Regions from separate parts of the Homo sapiens genome. Here regions 1, 2, 4, 5, 6 and 7 are each linked to region 3. The links are chromatin loops, found by intact Hi-C in ENCODE. Cell type or tissue: PC-9. All regions are shown on one strand. Region 1 overlaps ITPR1 (inositol 1,4,5-trisphosphate receptor type 1). Region 2 holds the start of LOC124906358 (small nucleolar RNA U13). Region 3 overlaps ITPR1 (inositol 1,4,5-trisphosphate receptor type 1). Region 4 holds the start of ARL8B (ARF like GTPase 8B). Region 5 overlaps BHLHE40-AS1 (BHLHE40 antisense RNA 1). Region 6 overlaps ITPR1 (inositol 1,4,5-trisphosphate receptor type 1). Region 7 has its middle 65 kb from the start of ARL8B.

Region 1 (4,000 bases), 89 kb after region 3:
AACCATCGGCCTCCTGTGAGACACTGGGTTAGACTGGGCCCCCCAGGGGTCACAGAAGCGGGGAGGAGAAAACAGCATGTGCGTGCGGCCACACCCGCACCCTTCCATCCTGGCATGGATCCACAGGCCCCCACACCACCCCTGCGTTCCCCCAAGAGAAAACATCCCTGCTCCACACGTGGCTGAACTGCGGTAACTCCATCATGGCATTTCATCTACAGCCTGGGTGTATGAGTAATAAATGTGTGAAACCATGAAACTAATATTCATAATGACCTTACAAGATAAAGAACTTGAAGGAAAAACAGCTTCTGTGTGCCTGGCCGTCACCATCAGGGTGCTCCGTGAAAAACATGGCATCTCACCAGAGCCACAGACATCGTCTCCCCAGGAGCCTCAGTGCTGGCGGCCCTCAGCCCCACCAGCCACTATACTTCATTGTTAGTCCTTAATTAATGGTGCCTTTGTGCACCTGGTCATCCCGATGCCAAGCCCAGAACCGAATGGGGCCTCTGACTTCTCTTCCACGTCTAATCAGACGCCATTTCAGCCAACATTTACCAAGTATCAGCAGGTCCAGGCCTGGGCCTGGTGCAAGGAGTGACAGGGTCTCTGTTTGTGACATCCTGTCCCTCACCCCCACCCCTTTAGTCCCAGCAAGGTTCAGAGTCTCATTCCCTGCCCTCATTTCTTTTATTTGTTGATTGACATATAACATAGGTACAGTAAAGCACACTAATTTTAAGCATATGGCTTACTGAGTTGTTGTTTTTTTTCTTTTTTAAACTTTTATTTTAAATTCAGGGTTGCAATTGCAGGTTACATAGGTAAGCTTGTGTCACTGGGGTTTATCACATAGATTGCTTCACCACTCTGGTATTAAACCTAGTACCCATTAGTTATTTTTCCATCCTCTCCCTCCTTCCGACCTCCACCTTCCGAAAAGCCCCAGTGGGCGTCGTTCCCCCTATAAGTGTCCATGTGTTCCTGTCACTTAGCTCCCACTTATAACTGAGAACATGCGGTATTTGATTTTCTGTTCCTGTGTTATTTTGCTAAGGATAATGGTCTCCAGCTCCATCCGTGTCCCAGCAAAGGATACGATCACGGAGTTTTAAACATGTGCACAGTCATGTAACCACCACCCAAACAAAGAGGTCGAATATGTTTCCAGCACCCAGAGAGCTCTCTTGTGCCATTATGAGAAAATATCCTCTCCCAAGATATGAACTCTTTTATCAGAGATTTAAGTTCAGGTTCTCATCAGCTCTTCCACAAATTACTGCCCATTAACTTTTTAATTCTTAGACTGCCTCCTTGGGACCCTGCTTTCCTCAGTTTACCTGTCCTCTACTGCCAGGTGTATAGTCCTCCGTTACAGCTCCAAAGCCCCTTGGAGGGCTGCACTGCTCCTATATATGAACCCCAACCCCCATCCAAGGCCCTTCACTTCTACATAGCACTCCTCGGTCTGAAAGACCCAACCGCTGTTCTGGAAACCCAACTGCTGCTCTCACACCTCTGGGCCCTCTCTACCATGGAATATGACAAAGATTCCTTATGCCCCAGGTCCATGCCCAATTTCCCCCTTTCAGTCCCATGTCCATCCTTGAAAGCCCATTTCATCCACAGACCGTCTGCAGGCTCCCCAGAGAGATGCTGGTCCTTCTTCCTTGGTGGTTCCCCGGCATCACTTCTACTTCTTGGAGGGCACTAAATGTCATCCTTGAGACATAGCATCGTATGTGCACATCCACGTATCCTTGTTAGAGGTTCAATTTCTTGAGGACTGAGATTCTGGGATTTCTCAAACTGGTAAAGCTTTGAAATTTGGGGAAGGGAAGGAATAACAACCTAGGGTTTCCAACTTCTAATTTGGCCAACAGAAAAAAAAAATCTATCATCCATAATCAACACCATTTCATTAAAGAAGACACTGTGGCTAAGGATAAAGATTGGAGAGATATAATCTCAGAAAAAAATGGCCAGGTCTTCAACCTGAATCCATTGGTTTATGAAAAGTTCACCACATTGTCCTCATTTTCCACACTTGACTATGCCTGGAGAAAATCCTCACAGACGAACTGGCTCCCATGTCTGGAAACCACTGCCCCATCATCGCCCCTGGTATAGCAGCACATACGCAGAAAGGGCTCAATGACTATTCAGTTCAACTGCTCTAATCACAGGAAATCATGTGGTTCTAAGACAAGGAGCATTTCAGCTCTGCTTCCTCCCAACACAGGAGCCCAGAACACAGCAGTGGCTGGGCAACATTCCATTGATGAGAAGGACTGCAGGACCCACCCACACACACATGACAAAATAAAAAGCAATCCCAACGTGTACGACTCGTGCCCACGTGACAACTTAGACAAGCAGTGGGCCTTGCCACTGGCCCAGGTGCCTCACTCATTGTCCCAAATCCCAACCTGGTGCAACACGTGACAATGAACTTCAAAAGTGTACGTTGGGGGAAGCGGGGATTGGAAGGCGAAAGAAAAGGGCCACCGCAGTTGGCTGCACAGGTTGTGCCAAGGCACAAGGGTGCTGGCTGGAGGAGCAGGCAGGGACTGAAATCTCACCTGTGCTGCACCTGCCAAGCCAGGCACCCTGGCCGGGGGCACACTGACTCACAGGAAGAAACGCCCTTTACAAAGTTGCACAAAGAACCAAGACTTCATTAACCGAGACTCCGAATTTCAGTTCAAGGCCAAGAATATGTCAGGTCAAATATATACATCAGGGTGAATTTTACAGTATGTGGATTATATCTCAATAAAGCTTTTATCAAAACATATGTGTGTGTGTATGTGTACACGAGTCTGTACATAGATACACGTCCAAAAAAAAAACTCTTATTCAGAGAGCTAACAAAGAAGGAAGAGTGCATAAAGGAGGTATTAAAAATATTTAAAGGGATCATATATAAAAGTTATGTTATTTATGTATTATTAAAATTCATGTTCTAAGATGACTGTTGTGGAAGAAAAAATCATGAAAATTGTTTTTTAAGGACATCTATAAAAAGTGAACTAGAAATAGAATTTGAGTTTTTATTATTAGTTTTAAATATATATCATACCTACCTTTCAAAAAGTCATCTATTCATTTCTGACTAACATAGCCTGGTATCTCTAGTATTTCAAATTGATTTGGCTTTATTAAACTTTCAGTTAAAAGGTAGGTAAATTTATCAGAAGCAACAGCTGTGGTATCTATAGATACATAAAAGTTAAATCTTCTAAATAGCACACACAGTTCAAACTCTTTGGTCATCTTGTGATGAGATCCCCTACAATCTTGGATAAAAACTGTAAATAAACTTCATGCAATCATTTACTTATTCAACAAACATTTATGGAGTGCCCACTATGTGCCAGATCTTAGGCCAGTTTCCTTTGCGTATTCTCAGTGTTTTATCAGTTTTCAAATGTAACTCATGTTCTGGAACCAAGTCTGATTTATGACCAAATGATCACAGCAGGATACTAGCAGAACTCATTTTTCAAAACAGAATTTTGTGCCCTCAGAATGAGCTGTCTCTCAAACAAGGCTTGGTACCACCCAGACATCTGGCTCCCAGAACAGACTCTCCTCCTGCTCAGCAGGGATGCCATACCAGTAGCCAAGCTGCCTTCCTACCTGGATGGTGGTGTTGCCTCCTTCCAGAAGGGCAATGGCCAGGAGAATGCTTTCATGGAACACTCGGTCACTGGATGCGTTCATGATGAGGTCGATAACTAGATTGGAAGCCCCCTCCTTGTCAAGGTGACACTGAACCTCGGCCAGACTCATCTCACCCCTGCTCATAGAGCTGGATCCGGAACCTCCCCCTAAGAAGATGGAATATTGTTTTTACTAAGCACAATCAGAACAGCTAATGTTTGCTGCATACTTACTACGCACCAACACTTTATGCACTAAATGCTTTACCCATGTTCATCTCTTTTAACCCTTTTAATCCCACAAGGAAAATACTGATTATTAACACAGAGCG
Region 2 (4,000 bases), 54 kb before region 3:
TTTAAACATGGTTTTTCCTGTTAACAAAGTTTGCATTGGTTGCTTCCTTAAGCAACACCTTCAGAAATTTAAATGCGTTTGAAATGATGTGAAAATATTATTCATATCAGAGCTAATTCTGCAAAAGCTGAAATCTTGTGGAAAAAAAAAATCTATTTCAAGCGAAATCCCCTAAATCCCAGGGAACCTCCATATACTCAGACCAGAAATATTTTTTGATTCTACATAATGTATTTTAAAGGGATAAATGGATCAACTGGGCAGAGAGTTGGAAGAAAGTGTTTTAGCTCTGCTTCTGAATTCCCCAGTGTGATCGCTGGGAAACTTCACCATAAGTTGCATTCATTGTAGGGCAGTTTTGTCGCTTAAAAAAATATTTTTAATTGGAAACAGCAAGCTGGTTATATAATTGTAATTGCAGGATTATAATGAAAATATCAGGCCTGCAGGTTTTACATAATTACATGCAAAGTCATGTGCAAGAGTGGAAAAAGGGAAGAGCAGAGATATGTCTAATTATTTACTCTCTGTGGGGTGTACACAGATTATTTCTGGTGCAATTTAATCTGGAAGATTATATAGCTGAGAATAAGATATCAAATAGATATCCTTGAGACACCAGAATCTCATGAGTCAGTTGCAAACATCAGGCACGCAGCCTGCACTTGATGCTGGATAACTTGCTGATGTTGTATTCCTGACTTTCCTTAAGCAAGGTCTGTTCGAAAAGCTTGAAATTAGTATTCATTTAAACAGAGAAGCACTGGAACCAGCTGGCATTCTGTAAATGAAATCAATGGAACGGGAACGTTGAATAGTTTTTTCTTAATTATTTTGCTAGGTCGTCACTACAAATGGCCAAATCCTAAATCAGCTCTTTCACTCTTCTAGTGTTGACAAGGAAGTCGTCAACACTAGCATTTTACAGTGTTTAATGAATTATTTTCCAAACATACATTAAGTTTACTGTAAACAAGGGTATTTATAAGAATACCATGACTATCTGACATTTAGGTAAGAATTATGTCGTACTCTAGGAAAAAGAGAAAGCAATTTCAGTACTATCAGAACCTGGAGCAGAACTTAGTCTTGGGTGGAGCTGACATATGAAATTGAAATTAAAAAAGAAATCAAAGTAACTCTCCAAGTTTTGGACAGGGTATTTTTATTCTTCAGAATATCGATCCTGAAATTAGAGTGAATACATCAAAAGTGTGTGTTTAATTTCTTCAGTGGAAACATGAACTCATCCCTTGGGGAAAAATATCACTAATTGTACATTGAATAGTTTTTGCCCATAAATAGCAACACGTATAAATGCAAATACATGAAGTCAAAATTAATTTTAAATACTTCCTCAGTAAATGTAGAGGTTTTTATTAATAATCTAAAAGAAGGAAAAAAAGCATTACTGAGAAAATCTCCATTTTTTTTTAAAGTTTATGAAATGTGAGCATTGAGTTACTTTCTTGTATGACATGATTGACCCATATGTGAATTTTTTCTAAGAATAAGGAAATGGGTGAATTAAAATTGGGACTAGAAGGTTGGATGATTTAAAGGCTATGCTTATTTAAATGTTCTATTCTCTCAAAATAGTACATTTTTGGGCTTGCTTGCACAATAATGAAACAGCCTACTTGAGGTAACTTAACAATAATCCCAACACTTTGGGAGGCTGAGGTGAGATGACTGGAGCCCAGGAGTTCGAGACCAGCCTGGGCAATATAGCGAGACCCCATCTCTCCCCCCGCCCCCCCAAAAAAATCATTGGACTAAGGTGGAAGGAGACAGGGCAGCTGTGAAGTTGCTGGTATGAGGGACGAGAATTAATGTAATGGTGGGCAGCAGGTGATGATTCTGTGGCAAAGCAACAAAAGCAGGGATTATAATTTATTTCTGTTTATAACCATCAACACCTAGTTTGCCTTTCACTGTTTGCTGATTTTGTTGCCTGGGAAGCATGAATCTCTCTGATTCCTTTTTAGTGGTTCTTCATGAAGCCTACATGTGAGAAATGAAAATTGAAAATGCATTTTTTAAAAAGGAAAATAAAACTGGTATAAAATCAAATTACTCCGGCTCATGTATAATAAAATACATTAATCCTTTCCTAATTATTTCATTCTACGGTTTGTGGATTTTTTTTTTTTTTTTTTTTTTTTGTAATTAACGAATTTATTAAGCACCTTCTATGCTTGAGGGAATGACTTTGTCTCTATTTTTTCAGCAAATTATTTTGTGTGGGTGACAAAATGTACGTTCCCTTGCATGTAATATTTAAGTGCATATTAAATGTCTAATATGACTCAGGTCACAAAATTTCAGAAACAAAGACAACAGGAACTGTCAGCTCAGGAAAGTTTGTTTGCTTTTGAGATGGAATCTCACTCTGTGGCCCAGGGTGGAGTGCAATGGCATGATCTCAGTTCACTGCAACCTCTGCCTCCCAGGTTCAAGCAATTCTCCTGCCTCAGCCTCCCGAGTAGCTGGAATTACAGGTGCCCACCACCACGTCCGGCTAATTTTTATATTTTTAGTAGAGACAAGGTTTCACCATGTTGGCCAGGTTGGTCTGAAACTCCTGACCTCAGGTGATCCACCTGCCTTGAACTCCCAAAGTGCTGGGATTACAGGTGTGAGCCACCATGCCTGGCCAGGAAAGTTTTCCTGAAAGAGACTAGTCAGTTTTTTTCTCTCCTTCTACATATTGCCTATAATTTTCCAGGAATCAGAGAACTGGATTATTCATGCTTAGAAAGGAATAAAGGACAGGACTTAAAGGATTCAGGAATTTTTTACATAATCTCGGACGACTGCTTAACTTGTCACTGGGGACACTTTGAAGGTGTGGGGTGTTTGTGTGTGTGTTTCACACCAATCTTTTTTTTTTTTTCTGGAACTTTTCTTTCCTGAGTTAGTGGCTGAAGATGCCATAGAGGGAAGCAGAGGTGATACAGAGAAAGGCTAGGATAACTGAATGACAAAGCAGTGGTTTCAGAGGGTTCATTGCAGCCTCTGGATCTGGGGACGGGTCTTACAGGTAACAGCCTGTCTAGGGAAGCAATTGGAAAATGCCATTTCTCTGATTCTTCTATAGTTCATGAGCATGATGATTGGGTGTTCATGACATGTGTGAGATGTGCCACCCTCTGAACCTTGTTCCCACATCGGCACATTATCCATCTAACCTAAAAAGAAAAAAAAATGTTGCTCCCCTCAGGTGTGAGGGCAGTTGAAATTAGAAGGGAAATCAATACAGCACAGAAATGACAAAACACCTTGGTTTTCAGGAGGAATGGGGTGAGGGGCACATATATTTGAAGTCATGGTGAGATTTTTTCATCTCTGAATATCTTACCTAATGGGCTCCCTGGATTCTTTTTCTGCTCTTTGGAATCTCATGGCTTACGTCTTAGATTTCTTCTTTCCAACAATTACTAAAAGCACAGAAACAGACATTCCTGACTGCTCATTTCTTTTTTTTTTATTATTTTATTTTATTATTATTATACTTTAAGTTTTAGGGTACATGTGCACAATGTGCAGGTTAGTTACATATGTACACATGTGCCATGCTGGTGTGCTGCACCCATTAACTCGTTATTTAGCATTAGGTATATCTCCTAAAGCTATCCCTCCCCCCTCCCCTCACCCCACAACAGTCCCCAGAGTGTGATGTTCGCCTTCCTGTGTCCATGTGTTCTCATTGTTCAATTCCCACCTATGAGTGAGAATATGCGGTGTTCGGTTTTTTGTTCTTGCGATAGTTTACTGAGAATGATGATTTCCAGTTTCATCCATGTCCCTACAGAGGACATGAACTCATCATTTTTTATGGCCGCATAGTATTCCATGGTGTATATGTACCACATTTTCTTAATCCAGTCTATCATTGTTGGACATTTGGGTTGGTTCCAAGTCTTTGCTATTGTGAATAGTGCCACAATAAACATACGTGTGCATGTGTCTTTATAGCAGCATGATTTATAGTCGTTTG
Region 3 (4,000 bases):
CAATAAGCTGCTTCAACGCAACCACGTTCCATCTCAGCTTTATCATCTGATGGGCTTTTATACTGGAAAGCTCTGAGCTGAAATGGTTTTACTCAAGGTCAGTCCCGCCTAGACACACCGAGAAAGAAGTGATGGAAGATGTTATCCGTCTCGCCATCTACAGGACTTCATGAAGAACTGAGAAGGGTACCAGCACTGTTATTGACTTAAGAGTGGTTTGGAAGAAAGGTTCCACACAGCTAGATCTCTTTAGGGGGAAAGAGATCATCGGCCATGTGGATGGTCTCCAAATTCCTTAACCCTTTCCAAACCCTCCCCTTTTCTAACCAGCCCCTTGTACTCTGATCCCTGACTCAGACCCTAAGGATCACACCTTCCTGTTTCATATTTCACGAACTCCTATCCGCACTCTGAATGTTGCTTATTGGAATCTTAGACCCTACAAAGGGCACAAGAGACCCTTTGATTCAACTTCCTCATTTTATAGGTGGTAAAACTGAGGCCCTGAAGAGAGAGGATTTGTAAAAGGTGGAAACTCAGTCTAGTTCACCTTGTATAGCTTTCTCATACAAATGACTATCCCTAAATACTAACCTCTTTTCCTCATTCTCACATTCCCTAGAGACATGACAGTAGGCTTCATTGTAAAGACGCAGGTTTTAAAGAACTCTGAATATATATACCTGATGTAGACAGTCATATTCAGAACATTTTCCAGGTGAGAGCAGTTTTATAAGTGCATTTTTATGGTGACACACTTCTCAGTATCATATACTATAGTCCAGCTCTACCAGACACAGTCAATATTTAGAATACACAGGAAATGAAGGAGTTGAAGCAGGGGAGTTACAAATGTAGTTAGGACGTCTGGAAGTAAAGGGCAAGCCGGGCAGCACGGTGGTGGTGCTGTCGGGGCAGGAGCAGGAGGGTGGGTCAGGGTATGGGCGGTGGGGAGAAAATGTACTTTTGGAGCTTATCAGATCTGCCAAGTTGAGGAAAACGTGCATGTATGCAGGTATTTCATGTGTATAATAAGCATGTACAAACTCATACATCGTTGGACGAAGTAGCCAATGGGGAGAAGTGGTTTCATGCACAGTGAAGCGAGTCTTCAGTGGCTGACGGAACAATGTCTGTGCATAACCCTCATGTCCTGCACAGTCTCACAGACTAGACTCCTGGGTATACCTGACTCACGCCCCATGCTCTCCCTTAGCACACAAGCTCCTTCAGGGAGGATCATGGCTCTGCTCAACTCATTGTTACAAACGGCACCTGGCACACCCTCCACGAAGGTCAGAATGTAGGAAATTCGGAGGAGAGCACTGGGAGGTCAGTGCAGAACCGGGGCCCAAACGCCAAGTGCCTCACAATGAAAGGAAAGTGCCAGTGAAGTGCTGCACGGAACAAGGGGTGATTTCATCCTCCCTAGACTAAAGGGCAGAATGTGTTCTAAGGCTGGGTGGGGAAACTTAAGCTCAGCAACTGCTTTGTGCAGCTGCCACTGACACGAACCCAAGCCCAAGTGCACAGGGTGGGGTGAGAGAGGCCTGGCTGGCTGGCTGGGCGGCGAGTCCAGTGACGCTGACACACTGTTTCCAGCCACCGGGAAGCCAGTGCCAAATCCCTCTTCACTCCTCCCTGCTCCGATATTCTTGACTCTGCCGTGGTGCCAGCTAACTTCAGGGGGCATTCTGGGAATCGTATTTGGCAGGCAGCACAGGCTGTATCCTCACCCATGGTTAAGGGCTTGTCAGAGCCCAGGTGACATTTTAACCAATGCTCGTGGCCTCCCAGGTTAGGCCACAAGGAAAGCTGCTGCTCAGCACTACCAATGTTGAAATATCAATATTCTAGGAACATACCTAGGCACTCCCTTCCTGCCAGCATCCTCACTGGAATTCAGAATAAAAGCCCAAACCCATCATCGTGCATCTGCACGAAGCAGAAGGTGTCCACGGCACTTTATCAACAGCCAGGAGCTGCCTGCTTCATGCACAGAGGAGGTGCACAGGCGGGCAGAAAGGTCAGACCAGGGTTAAGTGCACGCCCTGTTGGACTCGCCCTTCCTCTCTCCTGCACCTAAGTGCTGTCTGGCAGGGACTCCAACTTCTGAGTTCCTTAAAGTGAGACGCCCCATGATGGCTGTGTGAATTTTCAGGCTCATTTCGTGGCTCCGGTCACTGCTGCCACCATCTTTTCCCCCAAACCTAGGTCCTTACTCTTATCTAATCATGATCTGCAGGAAACTCTCCTCCCACCAGCCCCTGCACTTGGTTCCTTGCGTTGCCTCTGGCTGGAAGCTGTTGTCCCCAACTTCAGAAAGTGTCTGCAGATTTCACAGGCTCTCTCTTGGGTCAAGGTAAGACTTCAGCCAGTTCCCCTTTTAAACAGAAGGTAGTGACACGCAGGTATTAAGTTTCCATTTTGATCTTTTGCCCTTGTTAACACGTTGCTTTCTGTATTTGCTTCCTGTGTCATCTTATCAAATACAGATAAGCACAAGGGCCAGATGTCCTACTGCTTTTGAATCTTCTCATAATGTTTCCTCATAGATGTTTAGTAGCACTGAATTAGCTAATAGAACTTATTTGCTTGGAAATGTTACCCAGGAGGTGCTTGTCAGGCAAAAAGGCTCTTTTGCATGTTACTTTTTTTGAAGCAAATTACCCGCAGCTCTCAGGAAAGCATTTTTCAGGAATGCGGGCTCCTGGGCTCTCCCCTCCTAAGCAAAAGCACCCCACCACCTCCTGAGAGCATCCCACTTGCTGCCACATTGAGCCTACTTTTGATCTGGAAAATTGCTCCTTTGCTTCTGGATCCTGTATAGCTAGTTTCTGAAGAGGTCAAGTGAACTAACCCGTAATGGAACAAACTGGAAAATCTCCAATGGAATGTTGAGGGCAAGGAAGAGGGAGCAGGAGAGGCAAAGAGAGAAAGTAGGGAGGTGTCTACCCCCACTGTGAGAAAAACTCAGCACCAGGCTTAAAGGATGATGGAGCAGACATTCTCATGTGTAATTATTAGGGAGTTAAAGTCGTTCAGATGAGTCACCTGGGTGTGGAAGCTCCAGTCTGGCTGTGGTTGTAGTGAATCGTCCTTCTCCTTTTACTTTGACACCTCTCAAATCTGGCCACCAAAGGACATGTCATTCCCTGTTTCAAGCTAAGGTGAGGGTAGTGAAGTTTCTCATATTTCAGCAGGTCAAAATTAACATATATTTCAGATACATCCTTTGCAAGGGCTGCACTTGATACCCCTTCCTGAACTCCTACCGTCTCAACAACCCCTAGGGTTGTGAAGTGGTTGTCTGAGCAGTGGTTGCTGGCGGCAGCAGCTCGGAAAGTCACACCCCATCTAACTCCTGTCTTACTGATTTATGCATGAGCCGGTCAGTATCCCCGGGAGATCCTCTTTCCCACTCTCCTCTCTACCCGCAGAGGGGCCTTTCCTGCATCTTGCCTCTTTTAAAGGAGGCTAATTCAGTATCACTCGGGGTCGGGGCTGGGAGATGAGCCAGTCCAAGTCTAAGATGCGCCAGTCCAAACCAGATGCCGCCAGCCAGCCAATGGCTGCAGACTGACAGGAGGGCTGTGTGCATGTGCACACAGGTAACCACATGCGGATATGTGGGTCAGGACAACCTGAGGGTGGGTTCTGGTTCAGCAGCTCTGGATTTCAGTCTTGGCTCTAGCACTTCCCAGCGCCGCGACCCTGCAAAAGTTGCTCGACCTTCCTGAGCTTTAGGTTCCCATCTATAAAGTGTTAATAGTACCACCTACCATGCTGTGATGAGGATTGAGTGAGATCATGCACATACAGTGTTTATTTTCCGCACACTGATTACACACGAGCTATTCCTTACTATCCAATCTGCCCTTCCCGAGGTAAAGCAGAGCCCAGCACAGACTGCTCCTCCAGAAACGGCAGCGCTGGTGCATTCCAGAACACTCTAGCTACCATGGGGGGGCAGGTTCTCCCCCGATATTTCACTGTCCAC
Region 4 (4,000 bases), 300 kb before region 3:
AAAAAAAAAAAAAAAAAAAAAAAAATTAGTGGTATTAGATACACATTCCACTCTTCTATTCCTGCGGAAAGATAGTCATTCCAAGCGCAAAAAATCATAATATTACAATAGGAGGCCAGGCGCGGTGGCTCACACCTGCAATCCCAGCATTTTAAGAGGCCGAGTCGGGCGGATCACATGAGGTCAGGAGTTTTGAGACTAGCCTGAGCAACAAAGCAAAACCCATCTCTACTAAAAGTAATTAGCCGGGCGTGGTGGAGGACGTCTGTAATCCCAGCTACGCAGGAGGTGGAGGCAGGAAAATCGCTTGAACCTGGGAGGTGGAGGTTGCAGTGAGCTGAGATCTCGCCACTGCACTCCAGCCTGGGGGACAAAGCGAGACTCCGTCTCAAGAAAAAAAATTAATAATAATACTACTAGAAAAGGAGCCGAACAACAAGCAGGTAAATCTTCCTTATATACATCATTCTTCAAAGGACTTTGGGGTTTCTGCTAATCTCTTTTTCTCCAAGACTTACTCATTCCTGTTGCTTTATTAGTGCAAGGACTAAGAATCACAAGTTACCTATTTTCTCAAACATGAAAGCTGTGTTTGAATCATCTTGTGTAACCTAACCAGTCGGACAGCTAATCTTCAGGATTTCAACAGTCATCGAAAAGGTGGAAGAACTGCTGCCATCTCTCTTCAGAACAGTTCTAAAACTCCCCTGGCGTGTACAAGCCACTACCAGCTAAAACTGAGTCACAACAACTCTTGGGCTCTAAATAAAGATCGAGGCGAAATCTTTCACTCCTATTTATTTCCCAACCAACCAAACAAGCAAAACGAAACAATCACCTTTCTACTCAATCATTGCTGAACAAACACCACATTCTATGTAAGTCCTCAGTGCAATTTTCCTTCCACCCATTCCCTAGGCCTGCTAAGCTATGTTCCTGCCCAGTACCTTCTTTTCTCTTCAAGTGAAAAACACCATTTAAAGACCAACTCCTCTTTCGCAGGGTAGTTAACTTTATGCTAACTGCAGATCCATCTTATCTAGTCGCTTAAGACAATTAACTCTTAGCTTAATAAATACTATGTATTGTGGGCTAGCTGGAGCTCAGCAATGAGCTTGGTCTCCGCGCCTGGGGGACGGGTGAAAACAAGTAACTGAATTAGATGGGACCAGCGGCCCACAGAATTCAGGAAGGCGCTCACACTGGTCTCCCGCTTTCACAATGGGTCTATTGGTCCAAAGTGGCAACTTAAGAGAGGCTCTTAATGCTTACGCTTTCTCGTACGGCTGACGGATTTGCCAAATCCCACCCTTTGGGAAAGTGACAGACTGGACTTAACTCTTTGGCTGCCCCTACTGGGCAAACCCAAGGGAAACCCCAATCCCCAAGCGCTTTAAAAATGTGACGAGTTCAATTTAACTCTTTCCGAGCCCCCGCGGCGTTGAGGACACAGCCCTTGGAAAATGTCTACACTGACTTAACCCTTCCGCTGCCGATCTCAGTGCTACTCCCCGCGCCGCCAACACGCGGGAAATTCCAAATGCTGGCCCTCGGGAGATGACAGGCCCAGCTTCGCACGCCCCCCGCCATCAGTCCCATCGCGCCGAGGGGGGCCCCAACTCAGGCCTTGGAGAAGCGCCGGGCCGGACTCCTGGCTGCGGAGCCCCGGGCGAGTGAGTGGGCGGGCGCTCACCGCGATGACATTGACGAAGGTGGTCTTGCCCGAGTACTGCAGCCCCACGAGCGTCAGCTCCATCTCTTCCTTCCAGAAGAGCGAACGGAACCAGTCCAGCAGGCGGGAGATGAGCGCCAGCATGATGGCGGCCGGGAGCGAGAACGGACGGGAGGACGGACGAGCGGCGGCGTCGACGACTTCCACACGAGCGGGCCTCCGCCCGGACCCTCCAACGGCTCCTTGGTGCCCCGGCGCGACACGGGCGGACACCGGCGGGCGGCAGCAGCCAGACCCAGGAAGCCGAGCGGATCATATGACTCGCCCTACCCCCCACGCCCGTCCCGGCGCCGCCGTCGGCACCCACGGCAAGAGCGGCGCGGCCAATCCGGCCAGGCCCGCCCGCCGCTGGCATCGCCACCTGGTGGGCATGCTCCGCAGCACAGCGTACCCTCGGGCCCCCTTGAGGCTTTCTCTACATTCATTCATTGTTGGTTCATTCGTCATTCATCCACTTATACATTCGTTAATTCATTCATTCATTTTTTGCTATAATTGTTCATTAACAATCTGCAGGAAGACTTCAAGACTCTGGAAGAGTTGGCGTGGAATAAAAATTCCTGTCCTACATTTTTGGTAGTAGCAAAAGATAGTGTTAACTTAAAAATGACACCGTTTATAAATTTAGAAAGGAGAGCATTATTTCTTAAGAAGGGGATTATAAGCTGTAGGCAGGACGTGCAGCCTCGGGCCAAAAAAAACAAAAGTAAGCACTTTGAGAGAGGGAAGGGTGCAACAAGAATTTATATTGAGGAGTTGGCCAAGTAAACATATTTAACTTATGGAAGGAGCTATTAATATGTATGAAGGTGGTCTTACACACATAGTGAACAAATCTGTATGTTGCATATGACCTATGTTCATTTGGGGTGGCGACTTAACATTTAAATGTATTATAATCAGGCAGGGCGCGGTGGCTCATGCCTGTAATCCCAGCACTTTGGGAGGCAAAGGTGGGCAGATCACCTGAGGTCAGGAGTTTGAGACCAGCCTGACCAACATGGTGAAGCCCCATCTCTACTAAAAATACAAAATTAGCCGAACGTGGTGGCATGCACCTGTAGCCTCAGCTGCTTGGGAAGCCGAGGTGGGAGAATTGTGTGAACCCAGGAGGCGAAGGTTGCAGTGAGCTGAGATCATGCCACTGCACTTCAGCCTGGGTGATAGAGTGAGACCCTCGTCTCAAAAAACAACAATTAAAAAATAAATAAAGTAAAAGTATTATAATCAGGCCCTCCACATCAGAAAGTGAATCAGGGACGGGAAAGGTATTGAAGTGCTTGGCCTCTGTAAAACCAGCCAGAACTGGGCTGGGCGCGGTGGCTCACAGCCTGTAATCCAAACACTTTGAGAGGCTGAGGCAGGTGGATCAGGAGGTCAGGAGTTTGAGACCAGCCTGGCCAACAAGGTGAAACCCCGTCTCTACTAAAGATACAAAAAATTAGCCCAGGCCGGGTGCAGTGGCTCATGCCTGTAATCCCAGCACTTTGGGAGGTCAAGGCGGGCAGATCACCTCAGGTTGGGAGTTCAAGACCAGCCCGACCAACATGGTGAAACCCCGTCTCTACTAAAAATACAAAAATTAGCGGGACATGGTGGCACGCGCCTGTAATCCCAGCTATGCTGGAGGCTGAGGCAGGAGAATCGCTTGACTCCGGGAGGCAGAGGTTGCAGTGACCGAGGTCATGCCACTGCACGCCAGCCTGGGTGACAGAGCGAGACTTCATCTCAAAAAAAAAAAAAAGAAAGAAAGAAAAGAAAAAGCCAGCCAGAACCAATGCATGGATGCATGGTTAGTTGTCTCTTAACAGGAGAAAGTTACAGAAATCAGTCTCTTGTCTAATCAAAGCCATAGTTAGGCTTGTGGAACAGGTCAGTTAGCCTGCATCTGGCAGAGAGTTGTAACTGTTTTAATTGTGTTTATCTCCAGGCCAGTGCTGGTTTAGCTGGTAGAGAAAAAGAGAAACCTTGCACTTAGTCATTTAACTCTTGCCTAGTATGGCCTTAGGTCCTGTTTATAATTTGGTATCTAATTGTCACAAAGAGTCTGTTCTGTCAGTCTTGTGATCTCTATTTTAACGTTAATGTTGGTCGTTTGTTGTTTCTTTCTTTTTTTTTTTTTTTTTTTTGAGACGGAGTCTCGCTCTGTCGCCCAGGCTGGAGTGCAGTGATGCGATCTCGGCTCACTGCAAGCTCCGCCTCCCGGGTTCACACCATTCTCCTGCCTCAGCCTCCCGAGTAGTTGGGACTACAGGCGTCCGCCACCAC
Region 5 (4,000 bases), 73 kb before region 3:
CCTAAAAAGCCATGAGACCTCATCAGCCATGGAAGAATCTATGTAAAGCTGAAGGAATTTGGCCCTTTAATGATGCACAAAGACGTATGCATGGATTTTGCAAGTTCCTACTTTCACCTTTATAAATGCTGGGTTTCATCCATGTTTTAATTGACTGGAGTTTTAAACAAAATAAATACAGATACCATAGTGTGTAATTTTAGAGATTTTTTTAAGTACAAAAATGTATTTGGGCCCCAAAATGTATTTGGACTATGTGCTGCAATTGATCTTTCACCATATGAGAAATCCAGGCCCCAGCTGATTTTTTGGAGTTAAGAATGATTTTTTACATTTTTAAAGGGTTGCAGAAAAGGAAGAAGAATCAGCAGAGAGCATTTGTGGCCAGCAAAGCTTAAAATATTTCCTAACCGATCCTTTGCAAAAAAAGTTCACCCACTCCTGTAGTCAGCAGCTCCCCTACTGTGCGCAGTCAGTGTGCCATCTCAGACTAGCAAAGGTGAGTAAAACCATCCCTGCCCCTAATCAATTTACAATCTGCATCCTCAGGGCAAGAGCCTAGTAAGCAAAAGGCAAAATAAGATGGCGCCAGATAAGGGCTTCAAAGGAAGAGAGACCAGGTTTGGTGGGGAAATAGGGGGTGGCTTCTTAGCAGGTTTTCTTTAGATGAACCTTGAAGATAAAAAGAGATTTTGATGAATAAGGGTGGGTGAGATGCAGAGGGGGTCAGCGCTGTGTCCTGGAACCAGTGAGTGATTCCATTTCAGAAGCACCCGGGGAGGCTAAAGGGTAGATTCTAAGGCCAGAAAGAGAGGAGAAGGTCGTAGGCTGGAGACCATGATGAGGAGTGTATACAGAGGGAGAGAGGAGAGATTCCTGCACTTAGAGGCCAAAAGGACAACAATTTGCACTTTTACTTTGGTGTCGGAAAGAACCGTAGTCTCATATGGTTACACGGAAGTGTTTTATGATAATCAGTGAAAAATGAGGAAAATAGTCTCTCTTAGGCTGAGCACCTAGGAAATGAGTGGCTCTTGGCTGTAAGTCAATGAACAGCATTAATATATGCAGTTACCAAGTCATCATTAACACATAAAGCACTGCAGGGTTTCAATCGATTCATCAGAATTCTTGAAAGTCCTATTTTAAGGCAGTTCAAACAGAGGCGAGGCAGCTGAACCTGGTGAGGCTGCCAGGAACAGCGAGTTCTGCCTCTGAATTTGCTCCTGACTCAGTGCCTGACCTTGGGCAAGCACTCAACGTCTCACTATCTCAGTTTCCTCAGCCATAAAATGGGGATAACAGACCTTAGCCACCTCATAGGAGTGTCATAAATGTCTGCAAAAACCTTTCAAGGTAAGTGCTCCTGGAAACGGACAAGGTGGGGAGGGTTCTTTTTCAATCGTCTAGGCGGGAAAATGAGGTTATCAAAATTAAAATAGGAGACTACTTTGTGAAACAGAAATGATTGTGGATAAATGATGCAAAGCCGACAGATGATTAAAGGTACCCATAGTCTACCAGTTAAAATCTCTGTCAGGATTTTCTAAATTAACGTCAGGACATCTTCTTTGTTGTTGTTTAAGGATGGAAGAGAATATTAAAAATCAGACAGGACCACCTTAGGGTATGTGGTCTCACATATCTGTTCTATTTGCTTTTTCGAAGCTTAGAATATTCTGCTCAATTCTCTGGGTATTACTCAGTTATAAAGGTGCAGAGGGATGCATCTCCTTCTGCACTTTCTTTACTCTGTAGATTTTCCTAATCTGTCCTAGAGAGGGACTGTGGCAGGGTCTGCAGACAGAAGGGCTGCCTTGTAGCCAGCCATCTTTGTATGACCTCTGCCATTGGCCGTTGGTGGCCGAGAAAGACACTGAAGTCTCTCGAGAAAGCTGAAGACCCAACCCTGAGATGTACCCACACTGCACCTGGAGCAGACAATTGGGCTAGAAGACAAGTTCTGCTCTGCTCTGGAAAGTGTGAGTGGTAAAATATTTATTAGGATCCTGCTGAGAAGACTTGCCATTTTAACCTTCTCTCTCTCTCTCTCTCTCTCTCTCTCTGTCTCCTTTTCTTTCTTAAATAAATTTTTACCTTACAGTTGTCCAGAGAGGAAAGACAGGCCAAAATAGTTCAGTATGCTGTCTTACTGGGAGGACAACAGCTTAAGCCACAAAGCCCTGAGTTTGACCCTAGAACTCTGTGGCTACTGGTGACTCATCTTGAAAATTATCAGATTGAATCTTCTCTACCGGTTTGATAACAACTGATGAGTGGAAAAAGAACGCCAATCAAATGTGCATGCTTAATAAGCAGCCTCCTTATTCCCCTCTGCAGATTTGTGCTTGGATCATCTACACTTCCCTGAATGTTGAAGAAGATATGCTATCCATGCAATCCTTGTCGACTGCTTGATTAAAAAGTGGATAAACTGTCTTCAGGCCCTTGGAGTATGGTGTCTGTGTGAAGAAGGGAATGAGGCAGAAGTAGCAGTCAGTGGTGGCTGAAGTAGGAGAAAGTGCTTGCTAATGAAATCTTGATTTTTCTGTGGCTTTTCTGTGCAATTGGGTGGCTAAGTAGGAAAGCCATTGGAGCTTCACTGTATCAATTCTGCCTTTCTTGTTTTTTGGAACTCCAATTCACCAAGGCTCCCTGCCACCCTATCCATCTATAACTTTTCATCACTTTTTCCTCAAAGTAAGAAGTGTGTCCCAGAAAATGTGCCTTTGTGACTCAGCAACATTTCAAATCCATCTGAGCCTTCCCAGCGTTCCAAAAGAAATACTGATTTGAATTCAGCTGCTTAAAAAACCAGTCTCTAAGCAGACAGCTTGAAACTTCCTTACAGCAATAGTTTAGGCTTTGGAGGGGAAATTGGTTTGTTTTTAATTGTTTTAATTTTTCATTCAATTCATTTGCCGCCTGATTATATATGATCTTTTGAGCCCAATACTCTGCTAAATTAACCTTGACTTTCTTTCTCTCTTTCTCTCTCTCTCCTTCTCTCTTTCTTCCTTTCTTTCTTTCTTTTTGACAGAGCCTTGCTCTGTCGCCCAGGCTGGAATGCAGTGGCACAATCTCAGCTCACTGTAAACTCCGCCTCCAAAGTTCAAGCAATTCTCCTGCCTCAGCCTCCTGTGTAGCTGGGATTACACACGCCAGCCACCATGCCTGGCTAATTTTTGTATTTTTAGTAAAGATGGAGTTTCACCCTCTTGGCCAAGCTGGTCTCGAACTCCTGACCTCAACCTTGGCCTCTCAAAGTGCTGGGATTACAAGCATGAGCCACCATGCCTGGCCTTACCTTGATTTTTTTTTTTTGAGACAGAGTCTCACTCTGTTGCTCAGGCTGGAGTGTAGTGGCTCGATCTTGGCTCACTGCAACCTCCATCTCCCGGGTTCAAGAGATTCTCCTGCCTCAGCCTCCCAAGTAGCTGGGACTACAGGTGTGGGCCACCACGCCTAGCTAATTTTTTATATGTTTACTAGAGACAGGGTTTCACCATGTTGGGCAGGCTGGTCTTGAACTCCTGACCTCAGGTGATTCACCTGCCTCGGCCTCCCAAAATGCTGGGATTACAGGTGTGAGCCACCACACCCGGCCCCTACCTTTGATTTTTAAGTCAAGAGGGAACAAGTCGAAATTTCTATTCAGGTAAACTGTATACCTTTGGACACTGAATCACTTTTAGAACCCCAGTAAAAATCATGTATGAATGACCCACAATTTCACTCCAACAGGAAGGTGTGTATATGTGCACAAAAACATTAGATTGTTCACACCGGTGCTATTCATAATAGTCAAAAACTGGAAACAACTCAAACATCCATCAACTGTAGAATGGATAAATAAATCATGATATATTCATACCATGGAACATAACAGTGACAATAAATGAACCACTGCTACACACAACAGATATGAATTTCACAAACAGAATGCTGAGCAACAGAAGCCAAACACAGAAGGATACACATTTATAAATCCATTTGTATG
Region 6 (4,000 bases), 100 kb after region 3:
CTCTGAAGCATGCAGCCTCCTGCTCGGGGTGGGGAGGGACAGTGCTGGTGGTAGGAAGGACATGAGTGGGGAAGGAAAGTAAAAGCAGAGCACAGGTAAAGGTATTTTCAAAATGATAGAAAGATCACAATCCAAGAATGCATTTTTAACTCTACCCTTACATTCTGTATGCTAAAGAATTAAAACTGTGTAAACATTTTTGCTATCTTCCCTTAGTGCAAAAAGAACATATGAGAAAAAGCAGAATTAAAGCAATTTCCCATGCATTTTAGAGCAGACAGAGATATAGACAGAAGTATTATATTCTACTATTTGCATGGGAAACCCTCCCACTACAGCATCCTTTATACTGATCCAATATGATCAGAACAAAAGAATTATAGGCATGGATTCACCATAGGAATGCACGGAGCTACCCTCTTACCCCTTTGCCAATCAAAACAAAAGCAAAAGAAAATAAAGATGGAACTAGTATGTCGTCTGTTTGAATTCTCTTGCCTGTGCTCTCTTTGTCCAGAGAAGCATCTTGAATTCTTTCAGAATAGAAATAGGTAGTATATATCTATTTCTTAATCACCCGGCAGGGATTATGTTTTATGATTGTACTGACACACTATTTCCTCTGTTAAACTGCTGTCATGCTTGTTCTAAAATTAGTTTAATTAATTCTTAAAACAAAAATTAAATTTAAATTAATAACTGTCTTTTCCCTTGAAAATTTTACGAAGCCGTTTGAGAAAACAGAGGATGCTTTGCATCTTCAAGAATCGTGTCTAACCAGAAAAACACTTTTCAATGTGATCCCTTCGTGGAATAGACTGGAAAACCCCAGAGCACTGCATGAGCATCCTGTGACTATGGCTCATCCAGGGTTTAGCTCTGGCTCTCTGTGTGGCCCTGAGCCAGTCACTGAACCTCTCTGGGCATCCACTTCCTGACCTACTCAAGGAGGACAAAGCAAATATTCTTTTTTTGTGTGTCTGTCTGTTTTTGTGATGGAGTCTTGCTCTGTCTCCCAGGCTGAAGTGCAGTGGCATGATCTCGGCTCACTGCAACCTCCGCCTCCAGGGTTCAAGCGATTCTCCTGCCTCAGCCTCCTGAGTAGCTGGGACTACAGGCATGCACCACCACACCCAGCTAATTTTGTATTTTTAGTAGAGACATGGTTTCACCATGTGGGCCTGGCTGATCTCGAACTCCTGACCTCAAGTGATCCGCCTGCCTCGGGCTCCCAAAGTGCTGGGATTACAGGTGTGAGTCACCACACATGGCTGCAAATATTCTTTAGGATTCCTTCTAACTAAAATACTAATTAATCCTTGGTTTATTTTCAGTAAATTTCATTTCACAATATCTAGCTGGCAAGTTCCCTAAATAATCCAACCCATGGGCCAGGCATGGAAGGGGCCAGGCCATACATGGTATCTAAGTCGGTAAAACCACCCATAGCCTATACTAGCACTTCCTTCTAATGCGGATGTTGGCTATGTTTCCTTGAGGATAAGGTTATTTTATGGCAATAAGCTGTAATTTCAATAAATATAAGCATATTAATAGGATATATATGTTCAAATAAGATCTGTATAAATACAATGTATAATACCCCAAGGAAAAGATAATGTTTAGTAAATGAATAAATGGAATTATATTTTTATTGTCACGTTTTTTACATGAAAGGTGAAGCCCTCATTGAACATGTGTTTAGGGGGAACATTTTGAGGGCACGGGCTCTCTGAAATTCCCATGTTCTGTATTCCTGCTTAGTCCCAGGACCAGTCACTGCGTTCAGGCGCTGGCACCTCCAGTCAAGGCCAATCTCACACATCAGCAGGCGATTCATAGTGATCTGATGTGCTCTGGTTTTGAACTGAGAAACCAACTAGTGCCCTCTACTGCCTCTTCATATTTACTCTGCAATCTTGTCTTCCCAGTGTTTTTAGGCGAGGTGAGCAAAACCTAACTTAATAGAAAAATGACTCCCAATGAATGGCTTTGAAATAGAAATTCAAACTGCACCTCAAGTCACTGAATCTTAAGTGTCCTTCCTGGATGAGGCCACGAATCAGGCCCTCATTATGGTACCTTGGGTAGTAACTGAATATATGCATATGCGACACTGATCTACTCACTTGCAACACATAATGTACCCAGCATTTTATCAAGGGACAAATTTCTACTACAAATGAAAGAAATTATACTTTATCATTCTTAAATGAAAAGGAGCACACAGACTTCCTAAGGTGACTATTTCTGGTGTCTGCACAACAGCACCCACGCACATCCATCCATCCGCTTCATGTGTGCCTATCACAGACCAGCACAGATCGCGGCCTGCAAATACCCTTTGTTTTCTACTGCCCTCAGCAGTAATCCCCTTCCTACCCTGGGGCTTCTAGAATTTTCCTTTGAAATGGGATGTCTCTTTCTATGACTAACCTGATAGAAACCGAATGCAATTCAAAAAATGTAACTGTACCGTAGATCTAGTTATCAGCAAATCAAAGACAATTTGTATCTCCAGCCGCTCGAATCAGTCTTCAGAGTTCCTTTCCACTCACTCATAACCTCAGAGGAGACCAACAGTGAACAGGCTTGCAAATATGTTTGCTGGGCCCGATCCTGCATCAGCCTCTGAAAACCCACACTAAGAAAACAGAAAGCTTTAAAGAAAATTGAGCTAAAATAGAAGTTATCTAGCATTTCAGTAGAACAACTTTAAATCTTCCTATCTGCTGAGACAACTATCTTTACTAACTCTATTTGTTTTTAGAAACAGAACTAAGCAAAAATTATTTAGCTCCAACAATGTGGTTTCACCTACAGTTTATAGGACAAGCTCATCAGAACCCAATAGCAAAGTTCATTTTTTAAAAACACATTCTGACATGACCAAATTATACAACTTCAGTCATTACGGAATAATCTCAGTGATATGCATATATATATATATATATATATATATATATACACGCACACACACGTATCTACACACAGACATATATAAATATATATAAATATATATATATATATATCCCTCCACTGACTTTGCAATAGGTTCTGTATGTTCTGAGTTGAGTTTGCTCTGTGGTTGCCAGTGTCTAACAGTAAACAGCCCCACTGCATTTATTGGCAATTACTGCTGAAGGTCACACATCAGCAGTGAGCCTAAATTCCAGGAAAAAAAGCAGCTCTTATGTAACTGCTGCCTGAACACTGGCAGGTACCCAACCCAGCAGTTCACAGCAATGTAAAAAGTAGGACATCTCCACCCTGGGTTGGGCGTCATGAGAACGCCCCCTGAAGGTGAAATTTAATCACTCTTTGTTTCTCCTGTTTCCCCCTCTACCTCGAATTTTACAATGGCATCTTTTGCCGGCAGAAGCAGCTCAAGTAGGAGAAGTCGAGGAGTTAACATATGCAGGCTGCAGCCGCCCTGAGTAGCTGGAATGTGAATTTAGCTTTTTTGTTGCAATGCAGGAGGGCAAAGTTGCTAGCTGGCACCAATGGCTCCAGAGATTCCACAGTTCCAAGGAGGCAGTGATTCAGTGGGAATCACATCTCAAATACGTAGAAACAGACACGTCCACTGAACCACAGTACCTGCTTTCTAAACACACCAATCCCTTCTACAGACACATCTATGAAAACTAGGTGGACTACTGTTCTGCTCACCACCTCGGGAGTACTTCGCTGGAACTATCCGTTTGATTAGTGCAGCACTTTAAAGCATAGGAAAGCAATTCACATGATTACCTGTTGGGGCCACTCACCTGTCATCACCTGATCTCCTAAGCCGCTACCTGGCCTCCCTGCTTAGGTAGAAGTCCCCGGATTCCATGAGCTTCTCCTTTCTAATGTGTCTCACAGCTGAGAGCTGTCATCTTGCATGAATCTGTATTATTGTCCCTTTGCCCCCCACAAAACTGTAATCTCCAGAATGGCAGACACTGTGCCCATTTGGGGCACCACTGTATCCAAATCCCCCTGGACGTAACAGGCA
Region 7 (4,000 bases), 230 kb before region 3:
GGGGGGACACAAAAAGTCTATGTCATGGACTTTTTCTTTCAGGAGCATAGCTATACTGCACTAAAGAACTAAACACTAGACACTATTTTTTTTTTTTTTGAGTCCTCATGACATACCAGGCACTGTGCTTGGTTCTTTACAGGCATTTTCTTATTTTGCTTCATAACAATCTGTTGAGGTGGGTAGCATTATGTCCATTTTACAGAGGCTCAGAGATGTTAAGTCACTTGCTCTAGGTCACACAGTGGATAGGTGGAGATGTTAGAACTTGAAACCAGCCGGGTGCAACGGCTCACGCCTGTCATCCTAGCACTTTGGGAGGCTGAGGCGGGTGGATCATCTGAGGTCAGGAGTTCGAGACCAGCCTGGCCAACATGGTGAAACCCCACCTCTACTAAAAACACAGAAATTAGCCAGGAGTGGTGGCAGGCGCCTGTAATCCCAGCTACTCGGGAGGCTGAGGCAGGAGAATTGCTTGAACCTGGGAGGTGGAGGTTGCAGTGAGCTGAGATCTTGCCACTGCACTCCAGCCTGGGCAACAGAGCGAGATTCCATCTCAAAAACAAACAAACAAAAAAGACAGAAAATAAAAAACTTGAAACCAGATCTCCTCACTCTAAATCCACACAGTTAACCATTTCCAGAGAGTGTCTCTTGTCCATCTTCACAGCTTCCTAATCCCATAATTTGAAATGCTAATATCCTGCGTTGACAGAGCCATAATTAGTTTAATTACACGATATTTTGTGATGTGCTCTCTAAGTCACCTGTAGCCCTCTCCAAGGAGAAGGGAACCATCTGGGAAAATAACAGAAGCCCAGATGTTCTCAGCATTCAGGATAGAAAGGCATGAACAAACATTTTTCTCTGTTCCCAATACTGTCAAAGCTAATGCTATGGTCTCCTCCCTGAAACTTAAGCCACAATCAGAACTTACTTCATTCTCTGTTTTATTAGCTTGGAATTGGCCCAAGATAAGGTTAGCCAATCAAAGAGTCTGAGAAAACTGCAACCAATTGCCCTGAAAAATATGCTAAGCCTGAACAGATTTATTCAACTTTGCTTAGTGGGTGGCTTCTCAGGATGAAGGCCAAGATTTATCATCTGGTTGGCTTTGCCTTTGATTATTCATTGACTGGGATGACTTTCTTCCCATAAGCTGATACAGTCTCCCATCTCAGAGAGAGGGGGAAAATACAAAACACCACATTGTCTGATTCATTCCAAACAGAATGTTTCTAAGACAGCCAGACCTGTGCTACTAATGCATATTCCCTGTTTTCCCTTTTGAATTCACAGCAGTAGATTAATGAAAAATTTAGTGATGGGTGGAGGGGTGCAGGCAGAATGTTCTACTGATTCCACTGGGTGTCTATTCAAACACATATTTCATTTGCTTTTGCTTTTTTCAGACAGGGTCTCATCCTGTCACCCAGCCTGGATTGCAGTGGTGCCATTACGGCTCACTGCAGCCTCTGCCTCCTGGGCTCAAGCGATCCTCCCACTTCAGCCTCCCAAGTAGCTAGGACTACAGGAGCACACCACCACACCTGGCTATTTTTTTTTTTATCATTACTTTTTGTAGAGAAGGGGGTCTCACCATGTTGCCCAGGCTGATCTAGAACTACTGGGCTCAAGTGATTCCCCCTGCCTCGGCCTCCCAAAGTTCTGGGATTACAGGCATGAGCCACACAGTGCCCCGCCCAGTTCATACTTTTGACAAACTAGAAACTTCTTTCTGCCCTGAAGGGTGTGTTAGAAAATGCGAAGAAATGACCAGCAGGTGGTGTGCATGCCCCGTATCTCATAGACATGTACTCAAGGCTCTGCTAAGAGCTGCTTGCAGACACCAAAAACTTGTTTTGTTGCAAGACGTAGACTATGTGTAATATAGACTGGTGCATTCTTTCTCTCCCTTTCCTTTCTTTAAGTTCTTTTTCTCATCGCTCAAAAACCTTTGCAATAAAGGTGTTTAAAAACTGGAAAATACAGCCACCATCCAATGTCTGCTCCCACGGCTTTAAATATACCTATATGTTGATTACTTTGAAATATATTAATACACCTCCAGACTAAACTCATCCCTGGAACTACAACTGCCTACTTGACACCCCACTTAAGTGTCAAATATGCTTTTCAGAAGGAATTTAACCAAAAAGGAACTCTCACTTCCCTGACCCCTCTGCCTGCCAAATTTGTTCTTTGCCATCTTCCGTATTTCTATAAATAGGATTACCCTCCACATAGTTTCTCAGGCATGAATCCTAGGTGTGACGCTTTAGTGATCCCATTGTAACACAGACACACACACACACATGCGCGCACACACACGCATGCATCACTCCATCAGCAAATCCTATTGGTTCTACCTCCACAAGACATCTTAAATCCACTTATTTCTCCCCATCTCCACAGCACCTCCGTCATCCAAGCTGCCATCCTCTCCTGCCTGGACACTGGCAATGCCTCTGATTTGGTCTCCATGCTTCCACATGGATTGCCAAGCAAGCTTTGATGGGATCGTCCTGTATTTTCGTGTATAAATTCCAGCACCAAAAAAAATATGGCTTCAAGTTCTTTTTTTGTTTGTTTGTTTGTTTTTTAGACAAAGTCTCGCTCTGTCGCCCAGGCTGGAGTGCAGTGGCGACAGTAGTGCTTGATGTTTGTGTTTATATTGAAAAAAGAGTTAGGATCTAGGTTCAAAAAATAAGTTTTTTACCTGCACAAATGTCTGCAAAAAAGAGTAATTTCATTTCCTTAAAACTCTGGTTTTTAGTCTGGCCACAGTCCCTATTTCTTTTTTTTTCTTTCTTTTTTTTTTTTTTTTTTTTTTTTTTTTGAGACAGAGTCTCACTCTGTTGCCCAGGCTGGAGAGCAGTGGTGCGATCTCAGCTCACTGCAACCTCTGCCTCCTGGGTTCAAGCAATTCTCCTGCCTCAGCTGGGAATATAGGCATGCGCCACCACGCCCAGCTAATTTTTATATTTTTAGTAGAGACGGAGTTTCACCATGTTGGCTAGGCTGGTCTCGAACTCCTGACCTTCAGTGATCCACCCGTCTCTGCCTCCCAAACTGTTGGCATTATAGGCATGAGCCACTGCACCCAGCCAATTTCTTAAGAGAAATGTTTTTGTAGCATTGCCTTTGCTACCCTGAATTGAACCTGATAGATAGTAAAATCTACTGATACACATAATATCTAAAAATAAATATAAAGTCCTGGCTGTCATATGAAGGAGAAATAAATGAAAATAACTTATAGTACAACAACATGTATTTCAGTATGAAAATCTTCAAGCATGACTCTGACCGTACAGGAAGATGGTGAAGTAGTCAGATGTTTGCCATCTACTTTAAATAAGTGCATCTGAATTTCAGAGTAGTGAGACAATATTCAAAAAATACTGCTGACCCTTTTACTTTAAATCTGCTATTTCAAAATAATGGTCAGTTAGGCATACCTAAAGTCTCCATGAATGAAATAGCTGTAAGTGACGACTGGTACAATTGCATGGCACTATCGGCTCAGATTCCAAGGGTGGTGCTGCTGTCAATGACATCATTTTCCAAAATGGCAAACAAGTCATGGTGAAGTCCGAGGGCCTTCCTTCTATTTCCACAGTAGCAGCATTCCTGGGAAGTTTGGTGTTTGTGTTTATATGAAAAAAAAAAGAGTTAGGATCTAGGTTCAGAGAATGAAAAATGTTTTTTACTTGCACAATGTCTGGTAGGACATTACAAATCTTGGGGGATACAAGTCCGTTTTTGCCCCATAAGCCAGTTTCTCACTGGCCCTCAAAGCAAATAGGACATCAGACTTCCCCATCTCCACCGCCACACCCCTACAATCCTGTGACAACCAAAAGTACCCTCACAAGTAAACATCCCCTAAGGATGGTACCACCCTCTTTGAGAAACACTTCCTTGAAGTCATAAGTTGTAGGAGAACTTCAGGTCTTTCAATAGTTCCTTGGGTTACCACAATCCCTACCACATACCC

Evidence for each region. Peaks named below come from ENCODE experiments on the same cell type or tissue, not always from the same donor. Only the 100,000 strongest peaks of a DNase experiment are listed, where the experiment ranks them.
Region 1: it touches region 3 in a loop (6-fold over the local background); 33 of 110 quality-filtered maps call a loop at or near these places.
Region 2: a loop joins it to region 3, with 5 times the contacts of the local background. A loop is called at or near these places in 51 of 110 quality-filtered maps.
Region 4: it touches region 3 in a loop (18-fold over the local background); 2 of 110 quality-filtered maps call a loop at or near these places.
Region 5: a loop joins it to region 3, with 8 times the contacts of the local background. A loop is called at or near these places in 11 of 110 quality-filtered maps.
Region 6: a loop joins it to region 3, with 6 times the contacts of the local background. A loop is called at or near these places in 41 of 110 quality-filtered maps.
Region 7: it touches region 3 in a loop (2.7-fold over the local background); 16 of 110 quality-filtered maps call a loop at or near these places.

What each region holds. Positions count from the first base shown.
Region 1 is chr3:4,735,000-4,738,999 of GRCh38, reverse strand. ITPR1 (inositol 1,4,5-trisphosphate receptor type 1) reads right to left here. Exons shown (of 62, transcript NM_001378452.1): 44 at 3,646-3,836. Among named protein-coding and RNA genes, the nearest start is that of EGOT, 15 kb to the left of the region's middle. In PC-9, no CTCF peak of the experiment used is centred here; a DNase peak (open chromatin) is centred at 2,309; H3K4me3 peaks cover 290 bases; H3K27ac peaks cover 2,594 bases.
Region 2 is chr3:4,877,791-4,881,790 of GRCh38, reverse strand. All of the region lies in intron 2 of LOC124906209 (a long non-coding RNA gene), which reads left to right. LOC124906358 (small nucleolar RNA U13) reads left to right here and starts at 3,089; the gene lies at 3,089-3,192. In PC-9, no CTCF peak of the experiment used is centred here; a DNase peak (open chromatin) is centred at 2,330; H3K27ac peaks cover 912 bases.
Region 3 is chr3:4,824,108-4,828,107 of GRCh38, reverse strand. All of the region lies in intron 60 of ITPR1 (inositol 1,4,5-trisphosphate receptor type 1), which reads right to left. It overlaps LOC124906209 (a long non-coding RNA gene), which reads left to right. Exons shown (of 5, transcript XR_007095795.1): 4 at 2,246-2,362. Among named protein-coding and RNA genes, the nearest start is that of EGOT, 75 kb to the right of the region's middle. RefSeq lists an enhancer at 3,063-3,563. In PC-9, no CTCF peak of the experiment used is centred here; DNase peaks (open chromatin) are centred at 1,917 and 3,017; H3K4me3 peaks cover 781 bases; H3K27ac peaks cover 3,282 bases.
Region 4 is chr3:5,120,282-5,124,281 of GRCh38, reverse strand. ARL8B (ARF like GTPase 8B) reads right to left here and starts at 1,990. Exons shown (of 7, transcript NM_018184.3): 1 at 1,694-1,990. The coding sequence starts at 1,816. It overlaps LOC124906212 (a long non-coding RNA gene), which reads right to left and starts at 1,223. Exons shown (of 2, transcript XR_007095800.1): 1 at 566-1,223. RefSeq lists a silencer at 1,925-2,184. In PC-9, CTCF peaks have their summits at 1,940 and 2,142 (motif pointing left); DNase peaks (open chromatin) are centred at 641 and 2,091; H3K4me3 peaks cover 2,404 bases; H3K27ac peaks cover 1,955 bases.
Region 5 is chr3:4,897,040-4,901,039 of GRCh38, reverse strand. It overlaps BHLHE40-AS1 (BHLHE40 antisense RNA 1), which reads left to right. Exons shown (of 3, transcript NR_125916.1): 2 at 343-499; 3 at 2,341-4,000. Among named protein-coding and RNA genes, the nearest start is that of BHLHE40, 80 kb to the left of the region's middle. In PC-9, no CTCF peak of the experiment used is centred here; a DNase peak (open chromatin) is centred at 2,229; H3K27ac peaks cover 453 bases.
Region 6 is chr3:4,720,140-4,724,139 of GRCh38, reverse strand. All of the region lies in intron 40 of ITPR1 (inositol 1,4,5-trisphosphate receptor type 1), which reads right to left. Among named protein-coding and RNA genes, the nearest start is that of EGOT, 29 kb to the left of the region's middle. In PC-9, CTCF peaks have their summits at 1,717, 1,936 (motif pointing left), 3,152 and 3,357; DNase peaks (open chromatin) are centred at 2,489 and 3,219.
Region 7 is chr3:5,055,759-5,059,758 of GRCh38, reverse strand. No RefSeq gene overlaps it. Among named protein-coding and RNA genes, the nearest start is that of ARL8B, 65 kb to the left of the region's middle. In PC-9, a CTCF peak has its summit at 1,758 (motif pointing right); DNase peaks (open chromatin) are centred at 974 and 1,788.